2 separate regions of the Homo sapiens genome follow, and region 2 is linked to region 1. Evidence: chromatin loops called from intact Hi-C (ENCODE). Cell type or tissue: PC-9. All regions are shown on one strand. Links, peaks and the distances in the headings refer to the core of each region. The heading gives the core; the rest is flanking DNA. Region 1 overlaps LOC105370686 (a long non-coding RNA gene). Region 2 overlaps TNFAIP2 (TNF alpha induced protein 2).

What was found. Hi-C counts contacts between places; a loop is a spot of excess contacts. Peaks named below come from ENCODE experiments on the same cell type or tissue, not always from the same donor. Only the 100,000 strongest peaks of a DNase experiment are listed, where the experiment ranks them.
Region 2: it touches region 1 in a loop (5-fold over the local background); 3 of 110 quality-filtered maps call a loop at or near these places.

Annotation. Positions count from the first base shown.
Region 1 is chr14:103,291,316-103,299,636 of GRCh38, forward strand. It overlaps LOC105370686 (a long non-coding RNA gene), which reads right to left. Exons shown (of 3, transcript XR_944246.2): 3 at 2,759-3,262. Among named protein-coding and RNA genes, the nearest start is that of EIF5, 39 kb to the right of the region's middle. In PC-9, for the core only: CTCF peaks have their summits at 1,657 (motif pointing left), 1,864, 4,909, 7,583 and 1 weaker place; DNase peaks (open chromatin) are centred at 1,656 and 4,866; H3K27ac peaks cover 2,601 bases.
Region 2 is chr14:103,125,376-103,133,696 of GRCh38, forward strand. TNFAIP2 (TNF alpha induced protein 2) reads left to right here. Exons shown (of 12, transcript NM_006291.4): 2 at 935-1,317; 3 at 1,630-2,254; 4 at 4,365-4,479; 5 at 4,627-4,749; 6 at 4,940-5,040; 7 at 5,677-5,775; 8 at 6,264-6,387; 9 at 7,375-7,497; 10 at 7,987-8,142; 11 at 8,307-8,321. The coding sequence starts at 1,083. Among named protein-coding and RNA genes, the nearest start is that of TNFAIP2, 6.1 kb to the left of the region's middle. RefSeq lists enhancers at 2,835-3,600, 6,894-7,464, 7,465-8,033. In PC-9, for the core only: a CTCF peak has its summit at 1,111; DNase peaks (open chromatin) are centred at 3,076, 3,426, 3,876, 4,436 and 4 weaker places; H3K4me3 peaks cover 4,944 bases; H3K27ac peaks cover 7,171 bases.

The DNA.
Region 1 (8,321 bases), core at 54-8,053:
TGGGGCTCTCAATCAATGGGGCTGCCTCTGAGGCTCTCAGTCAATAGGAGCTGCATCTGAGACTCAGTCAATAGGGCCTGCATCTGAGACTCTCAATCAATGAGGACTGCATCTAAGACTCTCAGTCAATAGGGGCTGCATCTGAGACTCAGTCAATGAGGACTGCATCTGAGAGTCAATCAATAGGGGTTGTGTCTGAGACTTAATCAATGGGAGCTGCCTCTGAGACTCTCAATCAATGGAGGCTGCGTGTGAAGCTCTCAATCAATGAGGGGTGCATCCGGGACTCTCAAGCAACGGGGGGTACATCTGAGACTCTCAAGCAATGGGGGCTGCACGTGAAGCTCTCAATCAATGGGGGTGCATCTGAGACACTCAAGCAATGGGGGCTGCATGTGAAGCTCTCAATGGAGGCTGCATCTGGGGCTCTCAATCAATGGAGGCTGATTCTGAAGCTCTCAATCAATGGGGGCCGCATCTGAATCTCTCAATCAATGGAGGCTGCATCTGAAGCTGTCACTCAGTGGGGGCTCCATGTGAACCTCTCAGTCAATGGGGGCTGCATCTGAGACTCTCAATCAATGCGGGCTGCATTTGAGATTTCAATCAATAGGGGCTGCATCTGAGAGTAATTCAGGGTTGTGTCTGAGAATCAGTGCGGACTGCCTCTGAGACTTTCAGTCATTGGGGGCTGCATCTTAGACTTTCAATCAACAGGGGCTGCATCTGAGACTTTCAAGCAATGGGGGCTACACGTGAAGCTCTCAATCAATGGGGGATGCATCTGAGACTCTCAACCAGTGGGGGGTGCATCTGAGACACTCAAGCAATGGGGGCTGCATGTGAAGCTCTCAATGGAGGCTGCATCTGGGGCTCTCAATCAATGGAGGCTGATTCTGAAGTTTTCAATCAATGGGGGCCACATCTGAATCTCTCAATCAATGGAGGCTGCATCTGAAGCTGTCACTCAGTGGGGGCTCCGTGTGAACCTCTCAGTCAATGGGGGCTGCATCTGAGACTCTCTATCAATGGGGGCTGCATCTGAGACTATCAATGGGGGCTGCTCTGGAGCTCTCAATGGGGCTTCCTCTGGGGCTCTCAGTCTATGGGGCTGCATCTGAGACTGCCAATCAATGGAGGCTGCAGTTGAGACTTCAATCAATAGGGGCTGCATCTGAGAGTCATTGAGGGTTGTGTCTGGGAATCAGTGGGGACTGCCTCTGAGACTCTCAGTCAATGGGGGCTGCACCTGAGACTTTCAATCAACAGGGGCTGCATCTGAGACTCAATCAATAGGGGCTGCATCTGAGACTCTCGATCAATGGGGGCTGCATCTGAGACTCTCTATCAGTGGGGCTGCCTCTGGGGCTCTCAGTCTATGGGGGCTGCATCTGAGAGTCAATCAACAGGGGCTGCATCTGAAACTTAATCAATGGGAGCTGCCTCTGAGACTCTCAATCAATGGGGACTGCATGTGAAGCTCTCAATCAGTGGAGGCTGCACCTGGGGATCTCAACCAATAGGGGCTGCATCTGAGACTCAATCAATGGGGCTGCATCTGAGACTCAATCAGTGGAGGCCGCATCTGAGACTCTAATCAATGGAGGCCGCATCTGAGACTCAAAACGGTGTGGGAGTGCACGGCAAATCTGGCCTTTGGTGCCCTCTGGTGGGCATTGCATGCCCTGCTGACCAGTCTGAGGACAGAGATGAGGGAAAGAAATCAGGGTAGCGTGGGGCTGTCCAGGGTTTTCCCCACCGACATGGATGACAGGGTGACCCTGAAGAAGTCACTCTTTTCTCTTAGCCTTGGCTTCCTAATCTGCAAAGATGGTGACAGATACATTCCATTTCAAAAGGCTGCCAGGGTCTAGGCGCAGCTGCTCATGCCTGTAATATCAGGTGCACTTTGGGAGGCTGAGGGAGGAGGATCACTTGAGCCCAGGAGTTTAAGACCAGCCTGGGCAAGATAGTGAGACCCCCATCGCTACAAATAAAATAAAATAAAATAAAAATTAGCTGGGTGTGCTGGTGTGTGCTTGTGGACCCAGGTCCTCCGGAGGCTGAGGTGAGAGGATCACCTGGGCCAGGGAGGCCAAGGCTGCGGTGAACCATGATTGTGCCACCACACTCCAGCCTAGGTGGCAGAGTAAGACCCTATCTTTAAAACACAAACAAAAAACAAACAAACAAAACTGCCAGGGATGAGATAGTTCAGGCAAGACTGTGCAAGTCCACAGCCCTGGCAGTTCCTTCCTGTGTCTCCCAGACAGAGGGGCTGAGTTCCAGAAGAAGAGGGTTTCACCGTCCCGCGCCCTCCCCTCCATCCTGTGTCTGGCTGCCAGGGGATGTTCCTAAGCCCTTCAGGTTCCTGCTGGCCATAGGACAGTCCCCGAGTGCTCTGGCCTGGCTCTCGAGGACGGGGATGCCCTGCCTGTCCCTTCCCCAGCCTCAGCTGTGCTGACACCTTCCATCCCCACACACACCTATACTGTGACCACCTCCTGGCCTTTGCCCCTGCTGACCCCCTTGGTCACTCCCTCCCGCTGTCCCCTTGCCCTCTGACAAATTCCTATCTTCCTTGTAATCCCAGTGTGGGTGGGCATCTTCTCCTCTGAGAACCTTCCTGGATCCCACTGCTCACCCCCACCCCGCCCCGGCCTCCCCTCTCCCCGGCCCCACCCCGGGTCTTCCCTCTCCACAGCTCCGCCCCAGCCTGCAGTCCACTCGCGTCTTGTCATATGAGACCCTGGGTGTCTCACATCCGACACGGCTTTAATTTTTATCTTCCTTACATGTTGTTCTCCCTTGTTGAACTAGGAGATCCCCTGACCTTGGTTTTCTTCCAGGCCCCGGAGACGCCTGGCCTGTGTTGAGAAGGGTACAAGTGTGTTGAAACCTCTGTCCGACTGAGGCGGCACATCAGCAGAAAGGAGCCAGGGAGCCCAGGGACGCCTGCGGGCAGTCCCTCTGCCCTCCTACCCACACCTGCTTCTGGGCAGCCAGTGTTCATCTCTCGGAGGCCATGGGCCTGGGGACTGGGTTCAGGTGAGCCATGCTGCAGGTGCTCCCCACGCCTCGCAAAGCTGGCAGGAGAGGACTAGCAGCCTGCACTCCCGGTGCCCACCCCGGGTCCAGCTGGGCCAGAACTTTTTGTTCAGAAGAAAGCCAAGGCTGTTCTTTCCAGAATCCATGTTGAAGGGTTTCCTCTTCTCCCGGGACTGCAGCTCACAGGGACCTTCCTTCAGTTGTTTAATTTACTCTATAAGTTATAGCAAAAAGAACATTGATTCAAGACAATCCCCATCAGAGTCTCAGCTGGCTTCTTTGTAGGAATTAAGCTGATCTTAAAATTCATGTAGAAACTCAAGGAACCCAGACAGCCAAAAAAAAATCTTGAAAAAGAGCAAAGATTGGAGGATTCACACTTTCTGATTTCAAAATTTACTACAAAGCTACAGTAGTCAAACCTGTGTGTGCTTGTATAAAGACAGACATATAGACCCATACAATAGAACTGAGATTCCAGAAAGAAACTCACATTTAGGGGTCAGTTGATTTTGATGAGAGCCAAGGCACTCTCATCAAAATCAATTGACCCCCAAATGTGAGGGTGAAGTGGGGAAAGAACAGTCTTTTCTTCAGCTGGGAGAGCGGAGAGCCACCTGCAGAAGAACGAAGTTGGAGCTCTACTTCACATCATATACATAAAGTAAATGAAAATGTACAAGACCCTTTCAGTTTAAAGATTATAATCTCGAATCCACATTATAACTAACCTTTAATCCACATTTTAACCAATCTTTGATTATAACTCATCTTTTAAAGAATCTTTAAATAATCATGATAACTAATCTTTAAACATCTCCAGTTTTGGTGTGGTATCAAAGAAGGATAGTCACAACTATCTAAAGACTGTATTGAATTACTCATCCTTTTCCAACAGCATGTCTGTGAGCGGCTGAATATTCCCCACAAACTTCAACCAAAACAACGTATCACAACAGACTCATGCAGAAGCAGATATGAGAATCTACCTGTCTCCTATCAAGCCAGACCATAAAGATATTGACAAAAATGAAAACTAATGCCACCCTTATTGTTAACTTTGTTGTTGTGGTTTCAGAACATACTTATTTTTCATTTAAAAATAATGACTAATGTTAACATGTTATGGCTTTGTCATTCTTTTAAAATAAATATTATTTCTAAACAAATATTCTTTTTAAATAAAAATTTATTTTCAAATGTATCTATGTATACAGTCATGTGTTGCTTAACAACAGGGATACATTTTGAGAGGTGTCATTAGGCAATTTCGTGGCTGCGTGAACATCATGACAAAGACCTAGATGAGGCAGCCTACTACACACCTGTACAACGTGGGACTGTACTGAATACTGTAGGCAATTGTGACACAATGGTAAGTATTAATATTTGTGGATCTAGGCCAGGCATGGTGGCTCACGCCTGTAATCCCAGAACTTTGGGAGGCCGAGGCAGGTGGATCACCTGAGGTCAGGAGTTCAAGACCAGCCTGGCCAACATGGTGAAACCCCATCTCTACTAAAAATACAAAAATTAGCTGGGGATGGTGGTAGGTGCCTGTAGTCCCAGCTACTTGGGAGGCTGAGGCAGGAGAATCGCTTGAACCCAGGAGGTGGAGATTGCAGTGAGCTGAGATCATACCACTGCACTCCAGCCTGGGTGACAGGGCCAGACTCTGTCTCAAAAAAAAAAAAGTATTTGTGTATCTAAACAGATACAAACATAGACAAGGTACAGTAAAAGTATGGCATAAAAAGTAAAAAATGACACACAGGTTTAGGGCACTTACCATGAATGGAGCTTGCAGGACTGGAAGTGGCTCTGGGTGAGTCACAAGTGGGTGGTGAGTGAATGTGAAGGCCTAGGACATTACTGGCCACTACTGTAGACTTTGTAAACACTGACACTTAGGCCACACTAAGTTCATAAAAAATATTTTTCTTTCTTTGATAACAAATTAGCCTTAACTTACTGTAATGGTTTAACTTTATATACCTTTTACTTTTTAAAAAACATTTGGACTCTTGTAATAACACTTAGCTTAAAACACACATTGTACACCTGTATAAAAATATTTTCTTTCCTTTTTTTTTTTTTTTTTAATTTTTGAGACAGAGTTTCTGTCTTGTTGCCCAGGCTGAAGTGCAATGGCGTGATCTCGGCTCACTGCAACCTCTGCCTCCCGGGTTCAAGCGATTCTCCTGACTCAGCCACCCAAGTAGCTGGGATTACAGGCATGCACCACCACGCCCTGCTAATTTTGTATTTTTAGTAGAGATGGAGTTTCTCCCTGTTGGTCAGGTTGGTCTCGAACTCCTGACCTCGGGAGTTCTCCCGCCTCGGCCTCCCAAAGTGCTGGGATTACAGGTGTGAGCCACTGTGCCCAGCCATATATTTTTTCTTTATATCCTTATCCTATAAACTACATACTGTTTTCTGGGTTTTTTGTTTGTTTGTTTGTTTTTGAGATGGAGTCTCACTGTCGCCCAGGCCAGAATGCAGTGGTGCGATCTCGGCTCACTGAAACCTCCGCCTCCTGGGTTCAAGCAATTCTCCTGCCTCAGCCTCCCAAGTAGCTGGGATTACAGGCACGTGCAACCATGTCAGGCTAATTTTTTTTATTTTTAGTAGAGACAGGGCTTCACCATGTTGGCCAGGCTGGTCTCAAACCCCTGACCTCAGGTGATCCACCCGCCTTGGCCTCCGAAAGTGCTGGGATTACAGGCGTGAGCCCCCGTTACTCCCCGGGCGCTGTTAAGCGGCTTTGCGGCAGCCTCACACGTAGCCCTCACAACCACTAGGGACAGCGGCTTCTCACTGCTGGCTCCAACCCACAGTTAAGAAACACGTGGGTATTTACAATACATGCCCACAAATGCACAGGCAATCACATTTCCCCTGCACGCCCTGGCCCCTTCCCACACTTTCTCTTCCATTCTACTTAGGATTGCCAGATTGAGCAATACAAATACAGGACACCTGCTATTTGAATTTCAGGTAAATACTTTTTTTTTAGTGTGTTCCACCCCATAGAATATTTGGGACATACACACTTTAAAAAAGTTACTTATCTGAAATGCAGATATGACTGGGTATCCTGTAATTCACCTGGTAACCCTAGTTCTACTCCGTTTTTTTAAAACTGCTGGTTGTAACCCCCAACCCAATGTTACAGCCTTCAGTGAGTCCCAGCCCCCGCTTCCTTAGGCCAGGAGACCTGGAGTATCCCATTCCACAGGGGAAGCCACAGCTGGGAGGAATTCAGCCTCCTCCTTCCAAGGCCCACGGGTGAGCAGATTCGGATGAGCATCTCAAGGGCCTGCGGATGCCACAGGAAGAGGTTTAAAGATGTTTAAAGATGACTTCTGGCCGGGCGCAGTGGCTCACGCTTGTAATCCCAGCACTTTGGGAGGCTGAGGCGGGCGGATCACAAGGTCAAGAGATCGAGACCATCCTGGCTAATGCGGTGAAACCCCGTCTCTCCTAAAAATACAAAAAAAAAATTAGCCGGGCGTGGTTGTGGGTGCCTGTAGTCCCAGGTACTCGGGAGGCTGAGGCAGGAGAATGGCGTGAACCCGCCAGGCGGAGCTTGCAGTGAGCCGAGATCACGGCACTGCACTCCAGCCTGGGCGACAGAGCAAGACTCTGTCTCAAAAAAAAAAAAAAAAAAGACTTCTGCAGGCCGGGTGTGCTGGCTCACACCTATAATCCCAGCACCTCGGGAGGCTGAGGCGGGAGGATCACTTGGGGTCAGGAGTTTGAGACCACCTGGCCTACATGGTGAAACCCCGTCTCTACTGCAGAAATTAGCCAAGCATGGTGCTAGACACCTGTAGTCCCAGCTACTGAGGAGGCTGAGGCAGGAGAATCGCTTGAACCCAGGAGGCGGAGGCTGCAGTGAGCCAAAAAAAAACAGAAAGAAAGACTTCTGTGCACATAAATGACTAGTGGCAGTTACTTCGGTTTTAAAATATATATATTTAAGGTATTAAAGTTCTACACTTAAAAACCTAGTTTTTCCTTAAGTGTTGAAGATCAGCTTAAAAACCTGACCATGCTGTGGATAAATCCAGCCAGTTCTAACAACTGTTTACAGAGGGGCTTGTGGTTTACGTTCAGTCTCATTTACAAGCTGGTTTAAATGAGAACTCTTAAACCTTTTAAATTATATATTTAATTGCTTCAAATACTGCAATTGAATAACAAACAAAACATTCCCTAGGTCTTTGGTCCTTAAACATTGGCCACACTCCCTTTACTAAATTCCTTTTAGTTTCAAACTAAAATATCATAGGACTAAATTAAAATACTCAATTAGGCATTGCAAATCCATGTCCCTTTCTAGGTGGGTTTAGTTCCCTGTGGGTCAGAGTCACTGACTGGGAGCCAGGCCTGGAGCTAAGGACAGCCACCAGATGGCTTTTTCATGACAAAAAGGGACAAGTTTTATATTCTCCATAAAGCCAATAGGGGGCCAGGTGTGGTGGCTCAAGCCTCTAATCCCAGCACTTTGGGAGGCCAAGGCAGGAGGATCACTGGACCCCAGGAGTTCAAGACCAGCATGAGCAATGTAGCAAAACCCCATCTCTACCAAAAAAAAAAAATTAAAAATTAGCTGAGTGTGGTGGTGCACGCCTGTAGTCTCAGCTACTTGGGAGGCTACAGTGGGAGGATCGCTTGAGCCTGGAAGTTAGAGGCTGCAGTGAGCTGTGATCACACCACTGCACTCCAGCCTGGGTGACAGAGTGAGACTGTCTCAAGAAACAAAAAAAAAAAACCCTGTGTAAGGCTCCTCCACACAGTGAAGCCTTCCTGACATGCCCTGCCTGCCCCACAAAGGAATCCTTCCCTTCCCCACCAGACGGATTCTGGATCTTGTGCTCTGGACCCCTTTGCCAATGTAGTAAAAACTATAGAGCCCTTTTCAGGGTACCATTTATACAGCATAACATAAAATACATAAGGTTACAAATGAAACCAAATATATTGAAAATATTACCAAGTGTTTTTAAAACAGTAACTGGGTGATATAATGATCTTTACTGTTATTAGGCAGGTCTATGGCTGATCTAATAGCTGCTATGGGTTCAAATGGTGAGCCTCACTGACACTTCTAGATCTGCTACAACTGAAACGCAGCAGGACAATGTCTGTGATGGTAACAAACTCAGGGACCCTGCTAATACTACTCTGGTTTGTTGCCTATGTTCGTGATTAAAGAAAATGCTAGATTTCAGGTAGAAATTAGTGAGACTAAAGATACAAGTTTCCCC
Region 2 (8,321 bases), core at 241-8,240, 170 kb before region 1:
GGGATGTGGAGGCAGGGGAAAGCTGGGCTCTGGGACCGGGTGGCCTGAGTTCCAAGCCCAAGCTATTGACTATAGGGACAGTTTAAGCCGAAATAACACCCTTCCAGATGAGAGAAAGGAAGAGATGGGATGGGCACCCAGGAAGGCTGCAGAAACTGGAAGCCTTTGTGATGATGCTACGATCCCATTTGGGAGGGGGTGGGAGCCAGGAAGCCTGGGTTCTGGACCCGAGTTGCTGTGTGACTTCAGGCCGCCCTGTGACTTGCTGAGCCCCTTGCCCCAGTGATGTGTGAAAGGCTGTCTGAGGTCCCACCCACTGTGGCTTCTGTAGATCCTGGTCAGGCTCTGCCCCTTTCATGGCCCAGCTGGAGCAGCTGTGTTTCTGTGACCCCACCGCTGGATCAGAACTGGACAAGATGGCAGAGGGGCTGGGTCTGGGCAGGAGGAGGCTGGGTTCCAGTCTCAGGCCGGTTCTGGTGTTCTAGACCCCGGCATGTCCCAGACCTTTCTGGACCTCTGTTCCTGCTCTGTCCAAAGGGACAGAGCCCATGCCCCGCCTCTTCCCTAGGGTCCCGTGGGATCCAGGGAGGTGTCCATTGCCTGCTTCCTGCCCAGAGGGTGGGCTGGCAGGGAAGGATTTGCCCAAGTAAAGTGAAAGTCCCCCTCTGTGTGGCGGGCTTGGCGTCCCCAGCCTCTTCCTTGCTTCTGGGGCTGTGAAGTATTGGAAGGGGAGCTGTAGATGGTGAGATGCTCGTGGCCAGGGAGGAAGCACAGTTGTTGGTGCTCATCTGGGCCAGGAGATGAGCAGAGCCCCGGTGGCTGAATGGGTGAAACAGACTGAGTGTACTCAATGCAGCCAGCATAGCTGTGTGTCCAGCCTGGGAGCCAGGGCCGGTCCATGGTGACCACTGATGCCTTCACCCCCACCCCGCAGGAGCCTGCAGGCCTGAACCAGGGTGATGCTGAAGATGATGACCTTCTTCCAAGGCCTCTAGAGCCATCAGCCTGTGCCAGGCACCCTCGACTTGCCTAGAGGCCCCCAAAAGTTGCAGTCCACATCAGAGGCAGAGTCAGAGGCCTCCATGTCGGAGGCCTCCTCTGAGGACCTGGTGCCACCCCTGGAGGCTGGGGCAGCCCCATATAGGGAGGAGGAAGAGGCGGCGAAGAAGAAGAAGGAGAAGAAGAAGAAGTCCAAAGGCCTGGCCAATGTGTTCTGCGTCTTCACCAAAGGGAAGAAGAAGAAGGGTCAGCCCAGCTCAGCGGAGCCCGAGGACGCAGCCGGGTCCAGGCAGGGGCTGGATGGCCCGCCCCCCACAGGTGCTCTAGGACCCTGGGTTAGAGCTAGTCTGGGGCCTGGACGGGGTTGGCGCTCATCCGCGTGAGTGAGCCACTTGCACAGTGGGCCGGCAAGTGGGGCTGGAAGGCGCGTCTGTCTCCCTGCTTTCACCTGTGCCGCAATCTGGGGGGCTGGGAGGCCTTCAGCCTAGTCAGGGACACCGACATCACCCTTTAGGGTGTTGGCCGCCGGCCCTGTGCGCGTCTAGGGGAGGACGGTCCCGCTTGGCGCTGGCCGCCCCGCCCGGTGGGCGGTGGGCTGGGGCCGGGGCTGACGCGGCTTTCCCGGCGCAGTGGAGGAGCTGAAGGCGGCGCTGGAGCGCGGGCAGCTGGAGGCGGCGCGGCCGCTGCTGGCGCTGGAGCGGGAGCTGGCGGCGGCGGCGGCGGCGGGCGGTGTGAGCGAGGAGGAGCTGGTGCGGCGCCAGAGCAAGGTGGAGGCGCTGTACGAGCTGCTGCGCGACCAGGTGCTGGGCGTGCTGCGGCGGCCGCTGGAGGCGCCGCCCGAGCGGCTGCGCCAGGCGCTGGCCGTGGTGGCGGAGCAGGAGCGCGAGGACCGCCAGGCGGCGGCGGCGGGGCCGGGGACCTCGGGGCTGGCGGCCACGCGCCCGCGGCGCTGGCTGCAGCTGTGGCGGCGCGGCGTGGCGGAGGCGGCCGAGGAGCGCATGGGCCAGCGGCCGGCCGCGGGCGCCGAGGTCCCCGAGAGCGTCTTTCTGCACTTGGGCCGCACCATGAAGGAGGACCTGGAGGCCGTGGTGGAGCGGCTGAAGCCGCTGTTCCCCGCCGAGTTCGGCGTCGTGGCGGCCTACGCCGAGAGCTACCACCAGCACTTCGCGGCCCACCTGGCCGCCGTGGCGCAGTTCGAGCTGTGCGAGCGCGACACCTACATGCTGCTGCTCTGGGTGCAGAACCTCTACCCCAAGTGAGCAGACCAGGGGCTGGGCCCGGGCCGGCAGGGAGGGTGTCCTCTGTAGGAGGGGTGTCGAGGGGTGTCGAGGTGTGCCGCCGGCAGCTTTTAGTGAGGTCGGTGTTTGCAGAGTTTTGGGTCCGAGAATGCAGGGGTGGGACTTGGACTCCCTGGGGCAGAGCCTGGACAGGCAGAGACTGGGCCTGGACACAGGGATAAGGCTGGGGCTGGGTCTGCGTTGCTCTTGGAATCCTTAATTTCCTGGGCCTCAGTCACATTCTGCTGTTGGGGAAACTGAGGCACAGAAAATGGTAGGGATTTCATTCACGAGCGCCCAGTCTGAGGAGGGGGCAAAGCAATCAATAACCATCCAGAGCTGGAAGGGCTGTGGCAGCAGAGGCCAGGCCCCGTGCAGAGCATGGGCCCAAAGCAGGCCTGGAGAAGTCAGGGAAGCCAGCCTGGAGGAGGTGAAAGCCAGCGGTCCTTCTCTGAGCCAGGGAATCAGGCCAGGAGGCAGGAGGAGGGGTGATAGGGCAGGTAGGGGAGAAGGTGAGAGGAAGGTCGGTGCTCCTGAGCATGTCCTCTTCCAGGGCACTCTGGAGCTGAGCAGAGCTATGCGGGCACCCCCAGGCAGGAGAGTTCCAAGTGATGGGCTAGGGCCACGTGTCTTGTTAGACCCCCATTGTGTAGGGTTACCCTGTGAGCCCGCCGCAGAGCTGGAGCCCCTCAGGTGGGAGGCTGGCTGTGCAGCTGGTACCCCTGCTGAGTACAGCCTCAGGCGTCCCTTGACTCCATAGATCCCTGGGCGTGCCCGTCATTCGCACGGTCTGCATGGAGAGAGGCTTACTGCAGTGTGGAAAGGCCCAGGGCGGGGGAGTCCAGGGGCTGTTATTGTGGGGCTTGGCCACTGCTGGCCCCAGATCCTAGTGTGAAACTTTAGGAAGGAAGCCTGGAGGTATAGACAGTGTGGGCAGTGTCTGCCGTCTCGGGGGCCTTGGGTGGCCTGTGGGCTCAGTTCGTGTTGAAGGGTCAGCCTCTGGCAGAAGGATAGAGAAAGGGTCCAGTGGAGAGGGTGGGAGAGGAGTCAGCAGGGCATAGGGGAACTGGCACAGGGCAGGGGCCACGGGAGAGATAACCCAGCCCAGAGCCAGTTCCCGCTTGCTCGTCCTGACTCACCAGGAAATGCCGGGCACCTGCACCCCTGCCTGCCAGTCTTTCTGTCCCAGTGACCTCGGGGTCTGCTGGCCTGGGGTTAGCAACAGGCAACTAAAGCCAAGCTGGGCATGGAGCCCTGGTGAGAGGGTGCCCAGGGGGGCATCGTTGAAGCCTGTGTGCCAGAAATGTGGGGAACGGAGGGACACAGCTGCATCTGGATTGGGTGAGGGGCAGAGAGAAGGTCATTTGTAAACCTCTAGGCAGACAAAGGGCCCTTAGGAAGTGCCAGGGCTGGGCAGTCCCCTGGGAGCTCTGGGGCGCTGCAGAGGCGCCAGGACAGTGAGCCAAGATGCGTCTGTGGAGCAGTTTGGGGCAGCCCTTCCTGCCCATTCTGGCCTACCCCTGGGATTGGGAGGTGGCCGGGGCTGGTGAGATGCCCAAGACCTGCAGGGCTGGAGCGCAGTGGGCTGGGAGCTGGCTGGATTCCAGGGCTGCTGTGAGTAGGAGCAGGGTTTTATCTGGGTGACAGGTAGTCTTGGAGCAGGAAGAAGATCAGATCTTAAAGGTGGCTCTGGCTGCTGGGTGAAGAAGGAATTGTTGGAGGTGAGGGAAGGAGCAGAGAGGCCGGGAGGAGGCTTTTGCAGTGAGCCAGCGGGGAGCTGATGGGAGCCGGCCAGGGCGCCAGAGTGGCATGAGGCTGCTGATTTTGGGGGCTATTTTGGAGCAGGACCTAATGGGGGGGGGGTGGTGAGAGAGTCAGAGGAGGCATGATGACTTCAGAGTTTCTGTTCCAAACCAAACTAAGTAGATGGAGGACCCATCATCTGAAATGGGGACCGGGTGGGGGTGCGGGAGGGTGTGCTGGGCAGTCTGGGCCTGCCAGAGACCAAGGCTGAGGGCCTGGGCTCTAGCTTGAGTGGTGGTGCTGATTTGGTATAGTTGTCCTCATGCCAGCCTCCCCTGCCTGCAGTGACATCATCAACAGCCCCAAGCTGGTGGGTGAGCTGCAGGGTATGGGGCTCGGGAGCCTCCTGCCCCCCAGGCAGATCCGACTGCTGGAGGCCACATTCCTGTCCAGTGAGGCGGTGAGTCTCCACCTGGGCCAGGGAGGGGCAGGGAGGCAGCAGAGGAGAGGCTCGGAGACAGACAGGACATGGGCAGGGAGCTTGACGGGTCTTCCAGGTGAGCGAGGTGAGGGATAGTGCCCCAGTGACCTGCCCCTCCTCCTCCAGGCCAATGTGAGGGAGTTGATGGACCGAGCTCTGGAGCTAGAGGCACGGCGCTGGGCTGAGGATGTGCCTCCCCAGAGGCTGGACGGCCACTGCCACAGCGAGCTGGCCATCGACATCATCCAGGTACTGCAATCTGCCCCAGGGCACACGTACCGCCCGTGCACGTGCATGGGGAGCCCCACGCACATTCCGTCCTGTGTGCATACCCATGCCCACCTCGGGGCACCCCCTCTGTTCCCGCCTGTTTCCTCCCCGTCCCCTGCCCCCTTGTCCAGGCGAGCCCCTGCTCAGCTCACCCACCACCACCCTGCAGATCACCTCCCAGGCCCAGGCCAAGGCCGAGAGCATCACGCTGGACTTGGGCTCACAGATAAAGCGGGTGCTGCTGGTGGAGCTGCCTGCGTTCCTGAGGAGGTGGGTGTGTGCCCAGGATGGGGTCCCTGTAGCCACCGCTCTCAGAGCCACGGCCCCTCCCTAGTGCCTCAGGTGGGGAGCTGAGCTGGATCCCCGCCCTCTACCCCTGTCCCTGTCATTCTGAGCCAGGAGTTGTTTCCCACTCAGCCAGGGCACTGAGAGCCTCAGGTGGTCTGACCTCCACCAGGATTCAACGTGGGAGCCTCTTGCGCCCACCCCATCAGCAAAGCTCTCAGCAGAGCAGCCTCTAGCTTCAAAGAGGATACCCCAGGAGGGACTGAGACCCCGCCACCCCTTCATACAACACTCCTAGTCTCCACCACCTGAATTCTCTCTGCTCTCTCCCTCTCGACCTCTGAGGGCTTCTCCAGCCAACCACACGCTCACTCCTACCTGGTCTCCCAACTCTAGAGAGGGCCTGGGAGCAGCAGAGATGGGCTGGTACCCTCTTCAGGAGCCCAAGCCTTAGCTTGTGAAGCCAGTTCCATGATGCCCAGGGGCTAGCGGCCCCTCCCTTGGCTATGGGCAGCCAAACAGAAAAGTGAACCCCAGGAGCTGGCAGGGAGGGCAGGGAGGCTGCTGCTGTGGTCCCAGTGTTTGGGCTGGTCCTGAATGTGCCCCTTCTGGTTTCGCCAGCTACCAGCGCGCCTTTAATGAATTTCTGGAGAGAGGCAAGCAGCTGACGAATTACAGGGCCAATGTTATTGCCAACATCAACAACTGCCTGTCCTTCCGGTGAGAGTGTTGGGAGGGGCTTGCGGGAGTGGGAGTCACTCAGCGGGCAGGAGAGGGGAGCTGGAAGGTGGAGGGAGGAGGAGCTGCTTAGGCCAAGAAGTGGAATTCAAACCAGCAACATGTGTGAGGACTCCACGGCCTGCAGCAGCAGCAGCAAACATTTCCCAAGTGCTGGCTGGGGCAAGCACACAGGCAGATGTTTCACCCATTATCTTATCCTTAAAGCAACCCTGTGAAGTAGGTATAGTGATCTGTCTATTAGGCAGATGGGCAAACCACTGGAGGAGGCTCACTTGCCCCCAGTTACAAGGGGATGTAGTGGAGGAGTGTCCTGAGGGCATGGAGAACATGGATGGGAGGACTTGATCCCATAGAGAATGGGGAGCCATTGAGGGTTCTAGAGTGAAGAGAGGGGGCTGTCTGGCTCCCTGGGTATGGGGCTATAGGCTGAGCAGGGCTGGGGTGACCTCTCTGCCTCCACCTTCCAGGATGTCCATGGAGCAGAATTGGCAGGTACCCCAGGACACCCTGAGCCTCCTGCTGGGCCCCCTGGGTGAGCTCAAGAGCCACGGCTTTGACACCCTGCTCCAGAACCTGCATGAGGACCTGAAGGTAGCGGGAGCCTCTTGCCCTCAGGAGCCCAGTGTTGGGGGGTTCCCAGGGAGGGACTGGGAGGTGCCCCCAGGGAGGAGTGGCAGAAGCAAAGATGTGGGGAAGACACGCTCCAGGCCTGTGGACGGCACCGTGGGCCAGCTCTGGTGCAGCGGTGATGCCCGGTTGGGGACCCTAGCAGGCTCTGAACTCCGCCGATCATGTCCTGGGGTTTCACCTGAGAGGGGCCGCCTGGGGCTGGGAGGGGCCGCCTGGGGCTGGGAGGGGCCGCCTGGGGCTGGGAGGGGCCGCCTGGGGCTGGGAGGGCCTGGAAAAGTTTCACTGCCCCTCCCCGATTCAGACACAGCCCAGTCCCAAGCCTGCAGACACCTTTCCTTCAATCCCCTCAGCCCCTCCTATCCACCCCCATCCCCGCGCCTGACTCCCAGCAACTGAGGCTCAGGGTCATCGGCAGCTGGGGTTATATCTGTTATGGGCCAAGAAATCCACAGAAAATGCTGTGAAAACAAGTAGTTCCTTTAGCAGGGTGTAAAGTGGGGGGTCTCTCAAAAGGAAGGGGAGAGGTTCTCTTCCCGGTGTCAGGGACTAGCGGCCATGGGTGGCCTGAGTGTGGTGGAAGCCCGAGCGGTGACCCCACATCCCCTGGTACTGATCTCCCTGGCCCAGCCAAGCACAAGGTCTTGTTTATGAAGGAATTTATTTATTTAAGTGGCAGTGGACTTGGCCTCCGGGCCGGCAGACAGGCTCTCCTGGCTCCTGAGCCGCACTGGGTGACCTTGGATAAGGGTGCACAGAGCCGGCTCCCACTTCCTGTCTGTGAGCAGGGACCTGAGGTTGGCCCGGGTTCCCTGGGAGTCCTTGAGTGCCCCCCGCCCCTCCACCAGGCACATGTGTCGGTGTGTGTCTGTGTCTGCGTGTCTGCGTGTCTGCGGCTGGCAGCCCTTCCTCTCCAGGGCGTGACTAGACATCCTGCCTCTCCTGTCTCAGCCACTGTTCAAGAGGTTCACGCACACCCGCTGGGCGGCCCCTGTGGAGACCCTGGAAAACATCATCGCCACTGTAGACACGAGGCTGCCTGAGTTCTCAGAGCTGCAGGGCTGTTTCCGGGAGGTGAGGAGGCTCTGGGCTGGTGGCTGGGTCTTGGGGAGTTGGGGGCAGCCCGGACACGCACACTAGCACGTCTGTGTACACTCACGCACATGTGCTCACACGCGCACATGTGAACACACGTGAATGCACGAGCATGTGAACACGTGCACATGTGAACACACGTGAAGGCACGAACATGTGAACGCACGAGCATGTGAACACACACATGTGAATGCACGAGCATGTGAACACATGCACACATATGAACACACGTGAAGGCACGAGCATGTAAACACACACATGTGAACACGTGAACGCATGCACATGTGAACACACACGCATGTGAACGCATGAGCATGTGAACGCACACATGTGGACGCACGAGCACGTGTGCAGTCTTTTGCTCTGGCATCTGCCTCTCTCTGGAGGCCTGGCTACAAGGCTTCAAGGGAGGTGGCGAGCTCCCCATCAGCAGACAGCTCACACGCCCCTGGCTGCTTGCCCTCCCAGGAGCTCATGGAGGCCTTGCACCTGCACCTGGTGAAGGAGTACATCATCCAACTCAGCAAGGGGCGCCTGGTCCTCAAGACGGCCGAGCAGCAGCAGCAGCTGGCTGGGTACATCCTGGCCAATGCTGACACCATCCAGCACTTCTGCACCCAGCACGTAAGCCGCTGCCCACCTCTCCCAAGCCCCTCTGAAATGGCTGCCTCTTCTCCCCTAGCCCTTTCAGGGTCGGAGATAGGCCGCTGGTGCCTCTCTAAGCCCAACGAGTCGCTGACCCGAGCCTCTGGACCCCTGGGTCCCTCCAACCACACCCACTCCTGCAGGGCTCCCCGGCGACC